2 separate regions of the Mus musculus genome follow, and region 2 is linked to region 1. The links are chromatin contacts, found by Hi-C or POLR2A ChIA-PET in ENCODE. All regions are on one chromosome and are shown on one strand. The core of a region is the stretch at or near the end of the contact, and the rest is flanking DNA. Distances in the headings are between cores, read along the strand shown. Region 1 holds the start of B4galt5 (UDP-Gal:betaGlcNAc beta 1,4-galactosyltransferase, polypeptide 5). Region 2 overlaps B4galt5 (UDP-Gal:betaGlcNAc beta 1,4-galactosyltransferase, polypeptide 5).

What was found. Hi-C counts contacts between places; a loop is a spot of excess contacts on that map. ChIA-PET counts read pairs that join two places held with the same protein, here RNA polymerase II (POLR2A).
Region 2: a map of left cerebral cortex shows a loop between it and region 1 (4-fold over the local background). The contact joins the enhancer-like site here to the promoter of B4galt5 in region 1. A Hi-C loop is called at or near these places in 11 of 37 maps with a recorded cell type or tissue (adrenal gland, gastrocnemius, heart and 1 more). POLR2A ChIA-PET finds 5 or more read pairs at or near these places in 3 of 5 experiments (Patski and embryonic stem cell).

The regions. Positions count from the first base shown.
Region 1 is chr2:167,345,205-167,351,819 of GRCm38, reverse strand. B4galt5 (UDP-Gal:betaGlcNAc beta 1,4-galactosyltransferase, polypeptide 5) reads left to right here and starts at 2,642. Exons shown (of 9, transcript NM_019835.2): 1 at 2,642-2,902. The coding sequence starts at 2,788.
Region 2 is chr2:167,298,775-167,304,762 of GRCm38, reverse strand. It overlaps B4galt5 (UDP-Gal:betaGlcNAc beta 1,4-galactosyltransferase, polypeptide 5), which reads left to right. Exons shown (of 9, transcript NM_019835.2): 8 at 2,652-2,753; 9 at 3,280-5,988. The coding sequence ends at 3,427. Among named protein-coding and RNA genes, the nearest start is that of B4galt5, 47 kb to the left of the region's middle. Within about 2 kb of position 4,727, at least 1 of the 3 ENCODE cell types and tissues checked has a DNase peak (open chromatin) inside an H3K27ac peak, as active enhancers do; it is heart, where a contact is called at or near this core.

The sequences.
Region 1 (6,615 bases), core at 1,393-3,892:
CTCATAGTCCCCAGCCCCTGCAGCATACACATTAAAATTAAGTGATTTTTTTTTTTTTTTAATGTAGACTGGCCTCAGTTTCTGAAGTGCTGGTATCACAGGCTGGCGTCACCCTGAGGATTTACCAGCTCTCAAAGCTGCAGCCTCAAGTGCTACCCCGCCTTTTCACTCTGAGTTTCATTTCTGTAGAAAGGGAGTTTATTGACCACAGGAACCACCCAGTCAACTACACTCAGTTTATGAGGGTTTCAGGCTGGAGAAACGTGCTCAGCCAGCGGCTCTTGGACCTGGGTGACCTTTACAAAGGCGTTGTTTTTTTTTCTGCCTCCGGGAGTTGGAATTGAGACAGTCCAGCCCAAAGATGCTATCTCACTCCTACACGTTCATGCATTGTGTAATGGCCCCCTCAGGGCAGGCTTGTGGAACCTTCAGGGCAGATTGAAGAAAGAGCAGGGCACCCTGTTACTTGTGATTTTTTTCTTTGAGACAGGGTCTCGCTTAGCCCAGGTTGACCGTGGAATCGGAATCGCTATGTTAAGTACAGGAATGATTCAAATTGCTTCAGCGCCTATTACAGAGTGGACGCTTTTCAGAGACTCTGTCCTCAGTCCTCACCGTGGAACCCCAGAGAGGAGGGACAGGGAGCCTCTACTTGACATTTCCTAAGTCTCGAGTTTACAAAGGTCTCTGCTTTACTGAGTCCTGGTCAGAGGGCAGGAGAAGGATGAGGCAAGAAGCAACTGGTCAGGATGAAAGAGGAAGAAAGAAAGAAGTGCCACTAAAAGTCTTTAGGGTCCTGCTGAGCCCCTGGCCATGTCCCTTTCCTTACCAGGATCAGATGTTTCATCCTGAAAAGACCCATCTCATCACCTTCTCAACCCACCTTTCTATGCTCTTTTTATTTTAACATTTTAAAAATAATATTTATTTTACTTATCTTGTATACGTTTGTGTGCAAGCGTGGAAGTCAGCCGAATGTGTCACCTGACTGGTTCCCTCTTGAATTCCGTTGGATGCCTTCCCTCTGAGGAATCCTGCCCCGAGCTGCTCACTTCCTTTCCTGTGGAGCCTGCTCTGGGACTTTAGGACTAGCCAGCCATCTCTGTTTCCTCTGGTGTTAGTGGGTGCTCTGCATCCCCTCTGTTGATCTTTTAGGTACTGGGCACTGAGCTCTGAGCACATACATAGCAAAACATGAAACAGAATCTCTGTCCTTGTAGAGCACTGGTTTGAGAAACCAAAAGGAACACATACCAAAACATGGCTTTGGAGGTGATGGGAAAGTCGAGGCTTGGAAGTGCACATGACAGTGCAGAATGAGAAATGGGGTTAGTGGTCAAGCCCCGGTGGCAGGCCACTTTTGATTTGAGCCCTTACTTCACAACTTAGACGACTTGCTTCTCTTTCCAGAAGCTTCAGTTTTCTCATCGGTGCAATGGGGCCAAAGTGGGGGTAGGGGAGCCACGATCTCAGGACTTAGAGAGAGGCTGTTACTGGCTAAGAAGCCCTGTTTCTCGGTGTCTTAACATTGACAGTTGTCACCACTGTTCTGTCCTGTAGGATGTGACCTTGTTTGGATCTCTTCTTCTTTCCTGGGATTTTATCCTTGGATTCATTGAAGGCGGATCAAGCCCCTTCTTCCTTCCTTCCGGCTTTTGCATTTGTAGTTCCCCTTAGTGGGACCACTCTTTCTCCACCTGGCACTTTCACATTCTTTTGTGTTCATGCCACCCAGGAAGGAGAGGCTTCCCCCTCAATCTCAGACTAGAGTAGAATGCATCCGAAACATCTTCATGTCTAATTGTTTTCATATCTCTTATCATCATCATCTGTTATATTGATTTTTTTCTTATTCGCATTAATACAGGTTCCCAGAGGAATCTTTGCTCCGTGGAGCATCCCCGGCCCCAGGACCCGTAACTGCCACTTTATCATAAATGGTGTCTGGAATGAATGGATGAGTGAGGGCGAACACGAATGCCCCGGCCTCTGCATCCTTGCTCTGCTGCAGCGGCGGGCTACCTGGCTATTCACACATTGTCCACCACCCCTCGATCCCCGCGTGGGGAGCTCGCACGGGAACCAAGTCGTACTAGCGAGCCGCTTCCTGCCAGCATGGGCGGCGGCCGCTCGAGGATCTTGCGGCTAGAGTGCTCGCGCGTGAACCCCGCCCCGCCCCGCCCCGCCCCCACATCCAGGCCCCGCCCCACAGATGCGCTCCCCGGACTGTAGGCCCTGCCCATTCCCGCCCCCTTGCCTCAGGCCACGCCCTTCTCTCCTCCCCGTCAGGCCTCAGGCTCAGGCTCCCGCAAAATGCTTGTTATGCTCCCGGCCCCGCCCTTATCCCCCTCCCCATCAGACTTCAAGCCCGGTCCCCGCCGGTGTTCTCAGGCTCGCGGAGGCACCCTTAACATCAGGCCCCGCCCTCGTCCGGCCCCCAGTTTAGGCCCCGCCCTTACTCGGTCCCCATCAGGCCTGCCTCAGGTCTGGTACCTCCATCTGCTCCTCAGACTGCGGCCCTTGCCCTCGCCCCGCCCTCAGCATCAGACCCCGCCCCTCACCCCGCCCTCCTAACAGGCCCCGCCCCGCCCGCCTCGCCCCCGCCGCTGAGCTCCTCTGGTCGTCGGCCCCCTCCCGCCTCATGTGGCCCGGCCCGCGGCGGCCGGCGGCTGAAAGCGGCGAGGCGGCGGCGCGCGAAGCCCGGAAGGCGGCGGCCGAGGCCCAGGCGGCGGACCGGAGCGGCGGGAGCGGGGCCCGGGTTGGCCCTCGAGCGGCCGCCGGCTCAGCATGCGCGCCCGCCGGGGGCTGCTGCGGCTGCCGCGCCGCTCGCTGCTCGCCGCGCTCTTCTTCTTCTCGCTGTCGTCCTCGCTGCTCTACTTCGTCTATGTGGCGCCCGGCATAGGTAGGAAGGCGACCCTGCGGCCACCCCACGCCTCTTCCCGCTGCGGCCCGCGCCGCCGCCCCGGCCGACCCCGCGCTCCGTGACTCGCCGTTTCCTGCCGCGCCACCCCGCAGCCCGCCCGCACACGCGGCCTCCTCCCTGACGCAGCCGCCCGCGCCCTCCGCGGCCGCGCGTTGGCTGCCCAGACCCGGCGGGGCTGCGGGCTGCGCGCCCCTTTCCCCTCCCCCCCCTCCTCCCTGGAGCCCGCCGCTCGCCCGCCGCTCATAGCGGACCCGACCTGCTCTGGGGACCGATGGGAAGTTTGAATTGGCCATGGAGGAGGTGCTGTGACAGGGGCCTTGAAGAAGCGGTGCCAGGTGGAAGGGAGGGGGGGGTCGCCCAGAGAAGAAACGGAATGGGTAGCAGTTCTCCAAGGTCCGCCCTTTAGAGGGGGAGACCGCCTGGAGAGAAAACGAGCCCTTCCCGGAACAGACTGGACGCTGATGAGAAGGCAAAGGCAGCGAGAGGGTTAAAGGCAGAGGACACTGAGGTCAGATGTCCTGTATGACCTTGGGCCCTCAGCTTCTCTTCTCTGTAAAATGGGGACACGAATCCCAGCCTTTAAAGGACAGAGGGCCATAAATGCCCTTTAAGCTTTTCTCCCTATAGCGGACGCCCAACGTCTTCGAAATAAATACATACATAATAAATAAATATTCGCTGTTACAGGTAGTTTGGGGGACAGAAGGAAAGAGTTTTAAGGAATGCGACTTGCCTCCCTTAGTGTGGTCTTGGAGTGCTAGTGAAAACTTCAGCCCTTGGTGAAAAATGAGAAGATGCTGTTGGGGGTGGGGCCGAGGGCGAGAATTCTGGATGGTTGGGATGGGTGCCGCTTAGGGGAAGTGCCTTTGAGATCGGAGTAGTAAATGCTGGTGTTCCCTGTTGACCTGGCAACTCTGAACTGGCAGAGAAATTTCCAGAGAAAGAGGGAGAGAGGGAGAGAGTCTCTCCCCTGATTATTTTTTTTTTTAAAGCTTGTTTCACTTGATGTTTAAAGTTGGTGTTTCATGCTGTCAGCCTGACCTGGGAAGATGGAAAAGCTAACTTGAGACTGTCCTCACTGATTTGGTGAGTGGCATTCCACCAGGGATGTATAATTATTGTGGCTTGTTAGGCTTGCTAAGTAGAAGGGCAGGAATTCTGGCTGAACAAGAATAGATAACTAATTAGTGAAATTAATTGAGAAGAGAGCTCATTAGCGAATAGGATATTAGATTCTCACAAAATGAGAGTGAAGTGATAGGTTTAAACCTGCAGGCATCTTCCAGCCAGACCCTCTATTTTTCTTCCTTTTGTGAAAGTGACAGGTGTTTCTGGTCTGGGTCTGTGTATCTCCTGTATCTCCATGGTGATCAGCCTTTTTCGATGAGAAAGAATAGAAGCCAGACTCTTCAACAGAAATGAAACTTACTTCAGATTTCTCTGTGGTAGGTCAGTGAAGCTCCTGTGTACGCCACCACCGCCACCACCAAGCTTAGAATCCCAAACCCTGTGTCACTGCAAGACTCAACTCTCTTGAGATTTCATTAGTGACTTTAGAAGTGTTTGAGAGAACAGATCCATTGCTATTCAAAGTCTGTTGGCAAAGAATAGGACCAGCAGTGCTGGGATGTGGCTGGGTGGTAGAGTGGTACCTAGCATTGTGCAAGGTTCTGGGTTTGATTCCTGACACAAACCAGAAAAGGGGGTGGAGGGGAGTGGTAAAGAGGAGACATCTTATAGTTCACATCCCTTCACTTACAGTTAACTATTTGACTGTTTCATTTATCCTGCCTTTAAAAAAGACATGTATTTTATGTGTGTGTCTGTTGTGTATGCATGTGTATCTGTGTGCCACATGCATTCAATGCAGAGGACATTGGAGCCTCTGGAACTGGAGTTACACATAGTTAGGAGCCACCCTGTTGGTGATAGGACCCGAACCTGGTTCTTCCGCAAGAACAGCAAGTGTTTTTCTTTGCTGAGCCATCTTGCCAGCCTCTTCCATGCCTTTCTTGTTAACAAACTTAATTTCTCAAATGTCTAGCTTCCTATTGTGCTGTGGTAAATCTTTCCCAAAGGTTAAAGAAGTTTAGAGAATGTAAGGGTTTATGTTCCTTAGGACATAAAAACCTTATTTGAGATTGTTATAAAAATGAGTTTAAACTGTGTATCATGATCATGGTACACACCTCTAATCCTAGCATTTGGGAGTCAGAAACAAGAGGATCTCAATGAGTTTGAGGCCAGCCTGGTCTACACAGTGAGTTCCAGGACAGCTAAGGCTACATAGACCCTGTTTCAAAAAGTTAAAAAAAAGCCGGGCAGTGGTGGCGCACATAGACCCTGTTTCAAAAAGTTAAAAAAAGCCGGGCAGTGGTGGCGCACGCCTTTAATCCCAGCACTTGGGAGGCAGAGGCAGGTGGATTTCTGAGTTCGAGGGCAGCCTGGTCTACAGAGTGAGTTCCAGGACAGCCAGGGCTACACAGAGAAACCCTGTCTCGGGAAAAAAAAAATACTAGAGGGTTGGAGAGATGGCTTATCAGTTAAGAACACTGGTTGTTTCAGAGGACCTGACTTCAATTCCCAGCAGATACATGGCAGCTTACAACCACCTGTAACTTTGATTCCAGGAGACCCATTGCCCTCCTCTGGCCTCTGCACTAGGTATGCACTTGCATGGTGCACAGACAAGCATGCATGCAAAACACCCATACACATTAAATTTTTAATTAAATTTTTTTTTTGAGACAGGTTCTCTATGTAGGACAGGCTAGTCCCAGAACTAGTAGCAACAAAAAATAATTTCATGGTTGGGGTCACCACAGCATGAAGAACTGTATTAAAAGGTCGCAGCATTGGGAAGATTGAGAACCACTGTGCTAGAGGAATGCAAGCCCTCTTCTGGTAGTGTCAGGTACCTCCACATGTGTGGCACACGCATACACCCAGACAGACATCTGCTCACAAATTTCAGCATTAAGTTATCATCTAGCATGAGTGAGGTCCTGGCTGCAATTCCTGTTGGGGGCGGAGGTGAGGGTTGAAAAAGAAGGGGAAGGGGAGAAGTCTTGCTGAGCTACCTTTCCTTGAAGTCCTTCCTTCTCCACAGCCTGAGGAATGTTTGTTTCTTATCACTGACCTGCCGGCATTGGCATGCCCTCTTCCTTTCTAGAGAAAACTTTGATCTTATTTATGACCCTCTGACTAGAGGAATTTCAGACCTCAGAGCGCTTCCAGCCTGACCAGGTCTCTTAAAGGAGAATAGACCAATAGTAGACGCAGGTGCTGGTGGGAAAACATCCTAATAATTTTATGGCCCTTCATTTGACAAGCTATGTAGAGAGCGGCTGCAGACCTCTGCTGATCTTACAACAGGATCTCTGAGAGTGGTGCTGCCTGTGGTTAAGGCTAACAGTGAGCTCTCTACTGAAAGTTTACTATTTGGAGTTCTGCTGTTGCCCTTTCGGCCGGGTTTTTTTCTCTGCTTCTTTCACTGCTGAAGAAAGGAAGTGGGGATGGTTTTCCCGGTTTGGTGCACTTAGTCCCAAGGAAGGGCTGATTTGTGGCGAGTGAAAGACAAGAAAGAGCCTGTTGTTCAGATCCCTCCTGATTTGACCAGATAACTTTGAGGAAGTCATTTGGTTTCCCTTATTTGTGTGTGTGTGTGTGTGTGTGTGTGTGTGTGTGTGTGT
Region 2 (5,988 bases), core at 3,478-5,977, 49 kb after region 1:
TTCCCTGTGAGCAGCCAGCGCCCGCACAGCCTTCCTGGACTGAGTTCTAGGGCTGCCTGCCTTATTTTCTTTCATGATGGAGATGAGTATTGAGAGTCAGATGAGTATTTGTAGTTTGTTTTAAAAAATATACAGCTAGAACTGTATAGACAACAGAAAACCCTTCTAACGCAAACTAAAAGTATATTTTCTATGTCCCATTAAGGCAACTACACATTTTCCCCTTTGACATGAAAAAATAAACTTAAAATAACAGCTTAACACCTTTTGTATACTAATGAACATGGGGCCTGGAAAAGTGACTCAGCAGTTAAGAACACATACGGCTTCCCCAGAACACCTAAGTTTGCTTCCCAGCCAAGTGTAACTAACTCTAGCTTGGAGGATTCAGTGTCCCCTGTAGGCACCAGCACTCACATGCGTGTGCTACACACATACACACTCACACAGACAGAATTAAAATGTTAAACATTAATTCGAGGCCAGAGAATTGGCTTAGAGAGCTTGCTACTCTTGCCCAGAACTTGGGTTCAATTCCCAGCACTCACATGGCGGCTCACAACAGTCCATTATAACTTCAGTTCCAAGGGATCCTTTGCCTACTTCTGACCTCCAAGGGCACCAGGCTTGCATAGGGTGCGTGTACACGTATGCAGACAAAACACTCATATACATAAAGTTTTCTTAGACTATAATTTCAGCTCCTAGGAGGCTGTGGAGGAGAGTTCTGCGAGGTCAAAGCCAGCCCAGGCTGCCTAGTCAGACTCTTGCACCATAGAGCAGGGAAGAGAAGTCTGCTTACTGGAAAATTCATAAGAATAGAAATCAGTTTCCCCAGTCTGCACACCCCAAAACAGCATCATTACCATTTCAGTGTGTCTTTAAAACATGGCGAATGAGTCACGCCAGATGTGTTTGTCAGTTTCTCAGACCTGTAGTGGCGGCATATCAGTCCCAGGGTGAGTATCCCTGCTGGGGTCCTGTGTGGAATACCATCTGTCATTTACATGCCTTCTTACTGGCATGGTCAGTGTTCTCATGTGTGCGGGCTGTGACTAAGCAGGCTGTTTCACTTGCACTGGGCCTTGGGAAAGATCCTAGAGGTGAAGTTGGTCAGAATGCAGTGTGTTAAGGCTCTTGGGCTTCGTTGACAACTTTTCCCCATGTTCCCTGTGGCTCTCTGTGCTACGTGGCCACATTGGTGGGACCTCCCTCCCCAAGCTGAGGGTGGACTGCTTGGTGACCTGCTCAGGTGTGGCCCTGCTGTGTTGGGGATCTTTCAGTGAACCTGGAATTCAGTGATTCAGCCAGCCTGGCTAGCACTGAACTCCAGGCAGAGAGCTGCCCTCGACTCTCCTCCGCCCAGTGCTGGGGTTATAGACACAGCGGGGCCAGCTTTTACATGGCTTCTTGGAGATCCAAACCCAAGGCCCCGTCCTGCAAGCTTGGCACTTACCGCCTGAGCCACCTTCCCAGCCCCTCAGACAGAAAGGAGTGCTAGTTAATCCTCTGCGGAGAGTCCCATGCCGGGGGTGCCATCCTCTGTTCACATGGGCAGCATTTCTCCAGATTAAATGTTTACTGTGATATACAGTCAAAAGCACATTATGACAGGTGTGGCTCAGGAATGGAACATTTTCCTAGCATGCACTAGCCCTGACTGCTCTCTCTCTCTCCCTCCCTCCCTCTCCCTCTTAAAAACTGAGAGAAAACCTGGAGCTGGCTCAGTTGTTAAAAGTGCTGGCTTTGATCTCTGAAACCATGTTTCTTGTTTGTTTAAAGGCACTGAGAGTGGTGGCTCTATCTATCAGTTACTTTTCTGTTGCTGTGATAAAACACCAAGGCCAAGGTGACTTCTAGAGGGGTGAACGTATCTGGGCCTAGGGCTGCAGAGGATTAGAGTCATCATGGCCAGGAGGCAGCAGGCATGTAGCTGGAGCAGGCTGCTAAGAGCACACATCTGCCACCTCAAACATGAAGTGGAGAGAGCCACCTGGAAATGGCTGTAAATTCTCAAAGCCCACTTCCAGTGACTGGCTTCTTCCAGCAAGGCCACATCTTTTAAGCCTCCCCAAACAGCACTGCCAGCTGGGGATCAAGTGTTCAAATATTAAAGGCTGTAGGTACATTTGTCACAATACCACCACAGTACCACATGACTATAATCCCAGCCCTTGGGAGGCAGGCAGGAGGATGTCTGTGAGTTCCAGGTCAGGCAGATCTATTCTATATAGGGAGTCAGAGCTACACAGACAGTGAGACCCTGTCTCAAAAAAGTTGTTGGTCTCAGTAGCACACACCTGTAATCCCAGCAATGGAAGTGGAGACCTCAAACCCCCCCCCCCCCCCCCGGCTGTCCACCTATGTGATGAGCTCTGGGCCAGTGAGGGACCTTGTCTCCAAAAAGAAAAGTCACATGGTGCCTGAAGAGTGACATGCGAGGTTGTCTCCTGACCTTCACAAGCACATCCAAGTGCATGCGTGCACACGCACGCGCACCCACCCATGAAATGTTAAGTAACCATCAACTAGCTCAGTGAGCTGCAACAGAAGGCGCTTGGACATTGTTGCTGGAGAGGTCGAGAGGTGTCTTAAAGCTTACTAGTCTCTGGGTCTCCGCGGCTCACTGTTGTTCCTTTGGTTTTGGACAGGGTACAAAATGCAGGCTATTCTGTGAGCCGGCCAGAAGGGGACACAGGAAAATACAAGTCCATTCCTCACCACCATCGAGGAGAGGTCCAGTTTCTTGGCAGGTTGGTGCTGTTTATTGGTCCTCAGGGTGGCTGGTAGCTGATTTCTCCCCTCAGCTTTCTCAGCCAGCCCATTCTGTTGCTTTTGTCATTTGCGGCCGTGTCTATGCTTGGCTTGGCCTCCAGCTCTCCATCCTCCTGCCGTTGACCCCTCACTGCTGAAATTGCTGCGTGCACCAGCTCTGCCACAGTGTGTGGCGGGCACCATGGGTGTGCATCTGTCCTGATGAGCCAGGGTAGACATTTTAGGTGACCATTGGTGAGATAGAGTTGAGGTCACCTTCTGCTAACCCCTGTGCTGTAAAGGTATCTACAAGGGAGTGGTAGGGCTCTAAGCCTGACTTCTTTCTGCCCCTCCTCTGTAATCTCCGGAGCTCCCCAGTTCTGACCTGGGATTCGTCTCTGGAGCCTCCGTTTCCTTGGGCCTCAGAGGCATTAGATGAGATGCTGGAAGACGGGTCCAGGCATCTGCCCTGGACTTGTAAAGCTGGGCGTCAGCTCTCCTCCCTCTCTGTCCTCGGCTCCCCAGGTACGCTCTGCTGAGGAAGTCAAAGGAGCGGCAAGGACTGGATGGCCTCAACAACCTGAACTACTCTGCGAATGTCACGTACGACGCCTTGTATAAAAACATAACTGTCAACTTGACACCCGAGCTGGCTCAGGTGACTGAGTACTGAGATGCGAAGAGAAGCCGCACTCACCTACCCACCGCTCCCTTGGACGGGCTGCGACCCGCCATCCTGGGGGTCAACACAGGAGGACAGAAGAGAGTGGAGCACAGGACCATAGGGGTTCCAGAAAACTGTCACAGAGCACACGCACAAAGGCCTTCGCTGTAGGGCCCAACAGGGACAGGAGACTTGAGGACACCTGTCATCAGCACTGGTGTCTATTCCACAAGACAGATGTCTGCCCTGCCACTCCCTTCCGTCCGTCCCTGTCCGTCCCCCCCCCCCCACCGCCCCCAGGTCCTGTCTCAGCTGCAACCCATAGAACTGCAGGGCCAGGCTAGGTGCCCCTTGGATAGATGGGTGGCCAAGCCCCCTGGCCTGAAGGCCCGTCTCTGCATCTCTACAGTTCTCTTTGGTTTTCATTTTTCATTTGGCTTAGTTTAGGGGTTTTTGTTTGTTTGGGTTTTTTTGTTTTGTTTTGTTTTGTTTTGTTTTGGTTTTGGTTTGTTTGTGGGGTTTTGGGGTTGTTTTTTTTTTTGGTGGTTTTTTTTTTTTTTTTTTTTAAAGAAAAATTTTCTGCTTTGGGTGGGGACTGAGGACAGAGGGGAGGGACTTGGTGTGATAGACATATAACAGTCACTTCTTGAAGAAGTGCAGTTGTAAATAAGCCATGTAAAATGCCTTTTTAAAGTTTAATTTTATAGCTGGCTCCACATCAAAGTGAGGGCCTCATATGTTAGATCACCTTGGGTGGCAAACACCCCAGTTCCCACGCAGTTGAGTGTCATCACCCAAGTCCCTGTCATCTAGGAAGGAAGTGGATGCAGGGTGGAACAAAGAACCTCCGGTCACTGTAGCCCCTCTTCTCTGCTCTGCCCCTCCTTTCCTGTCCCCTCCTTTAGCCCCTTCCCCCAAGGACTTCCTCCTGGAGACTCAGCCCCTAAGCTGGAACTGCTGTTAGGGGCACAGTGCTCTCCCCTCTTACAGACCCAGCGGAGCCAGCTGGGATGTGCAGGGGAGGGGAGGCAAAGGCCCAGGGCACAGGCTTATCACTCCAGTATGGATGGCGGGAGCTAGAGACCAGGAGATATGAGGCCAGTGTGAGCTGTGTCACAAGTTCCAGGTCAGCCTGTGCTGTGTAGCACAGTCCAGCTCCCTACACCTCCTCACACACACAGTGGCTGCTGGGTGACCGTTCCCTTTTTTCTTTGGAACTTGGCCACAGTTTCTCTGGGCTGTGCCTGCATGACCAGCTGGCTTCAGTGATTTCTCCGTTTCCCTCTTTAGTTTCTAGGAAGCCACTGTGCTGTGCTAAGAAGCAGTTGGTCAGGAGGGCTCAGCCCAGGAGCAGGTGGCCCTGGGGTGCATGTCAGCCAGGGGCCAGTCAGCCCAGCAGTCTCCCCTGCTCCCTGACATGAGTTCCTAAAGGGCACTGAAAAGGGCACCTCCTTCCTGTGTCTGCCTCCACTGCACCCCCAGTCCCTAAAGCAGGGATCGTGTGTGGTGAGGAACGCTCTCTTCTGGCCTCAAGCTCTTTGCCTCTTTGCCTTCAGCACCCTTGATGTTCATGGTTTACATGGGTGGGGGTGGGATGTAGATATGTGGGGGTGGGGTTTTGCATCACACAGTTGGTTCTGAGGACAGATGATCCCCACAGACTGTGGGAGTGATTGGCCAGGCCTTGTTTTTTCTTGTGTTTTGTTCTTTTTGTAGACTAGTGTGGTAACTAGGGAACAGATGGCACTGCAGAGTGCTTCCCGCTCATATGAGAGAGCAGGTGTCTGCCCTTGAGAGCTGGTGAGCCGCGTCATCTGTTTGCGCTGGGCAAGGAGCTGCACCGCTGCGTTGACCTGCCTTGTCTTACGGTACACACAGCAATAAAGCCTGGGTTCCGCCCGGTCTCCACCCTCCCTCCGCCTCCCTTGGTTAGTTTCACAGTGCTGGCAATGAAGCCCGTGGCCCACCACGCTAGGCGAGTGCTCTGCCACTGAGTCACGGCCCAGCCCTCTCTCCCTCATTCTTCTGTTTCCATACCAAAGGCCAGGAGTGCTTCACTGTGCTGGAGCCATGGTGTCCTTTGGAGGGACAACGGTGCACGCGGCATGTATCCTGGCTGAAGCGCTGCAATCTTACACTAGCCACAGGGTACTGTTTTGAGCCAAAGGCTGATACTTAATTGAAGAGGGAAAATGCAGATTTGGGGACAAAGGTCTTTTTACTGCTCAAGTAGGGTCGCTTCTGTCCTGTTGCAATCATGTCCAAGTTTGTTTTTAGTGTGGACTTTTGTGGGCACTGTCTGTCATTGGCCACCCAGTCACGTACCGAGTGGGCAGTGTCACAGCCAAAGCTACCACTGAGCCACAGCGTAGGTCATTGCTTGAAAAAAATGACAGTGACAATGGAGTGTGACCTTGGTGTACTGTGGCAGCCCAGATGACTGAGTGCTACAGACGAGTGACCCTTAGATGACCTCCTCAACTGCCTGCCTTGTGTGTGCGCGCAAGGCCCCTCTCTGCACAGGGGTTCTTCGGGGGAGGGGGTATTTGCAAAACCTTAATTTTGTTAAA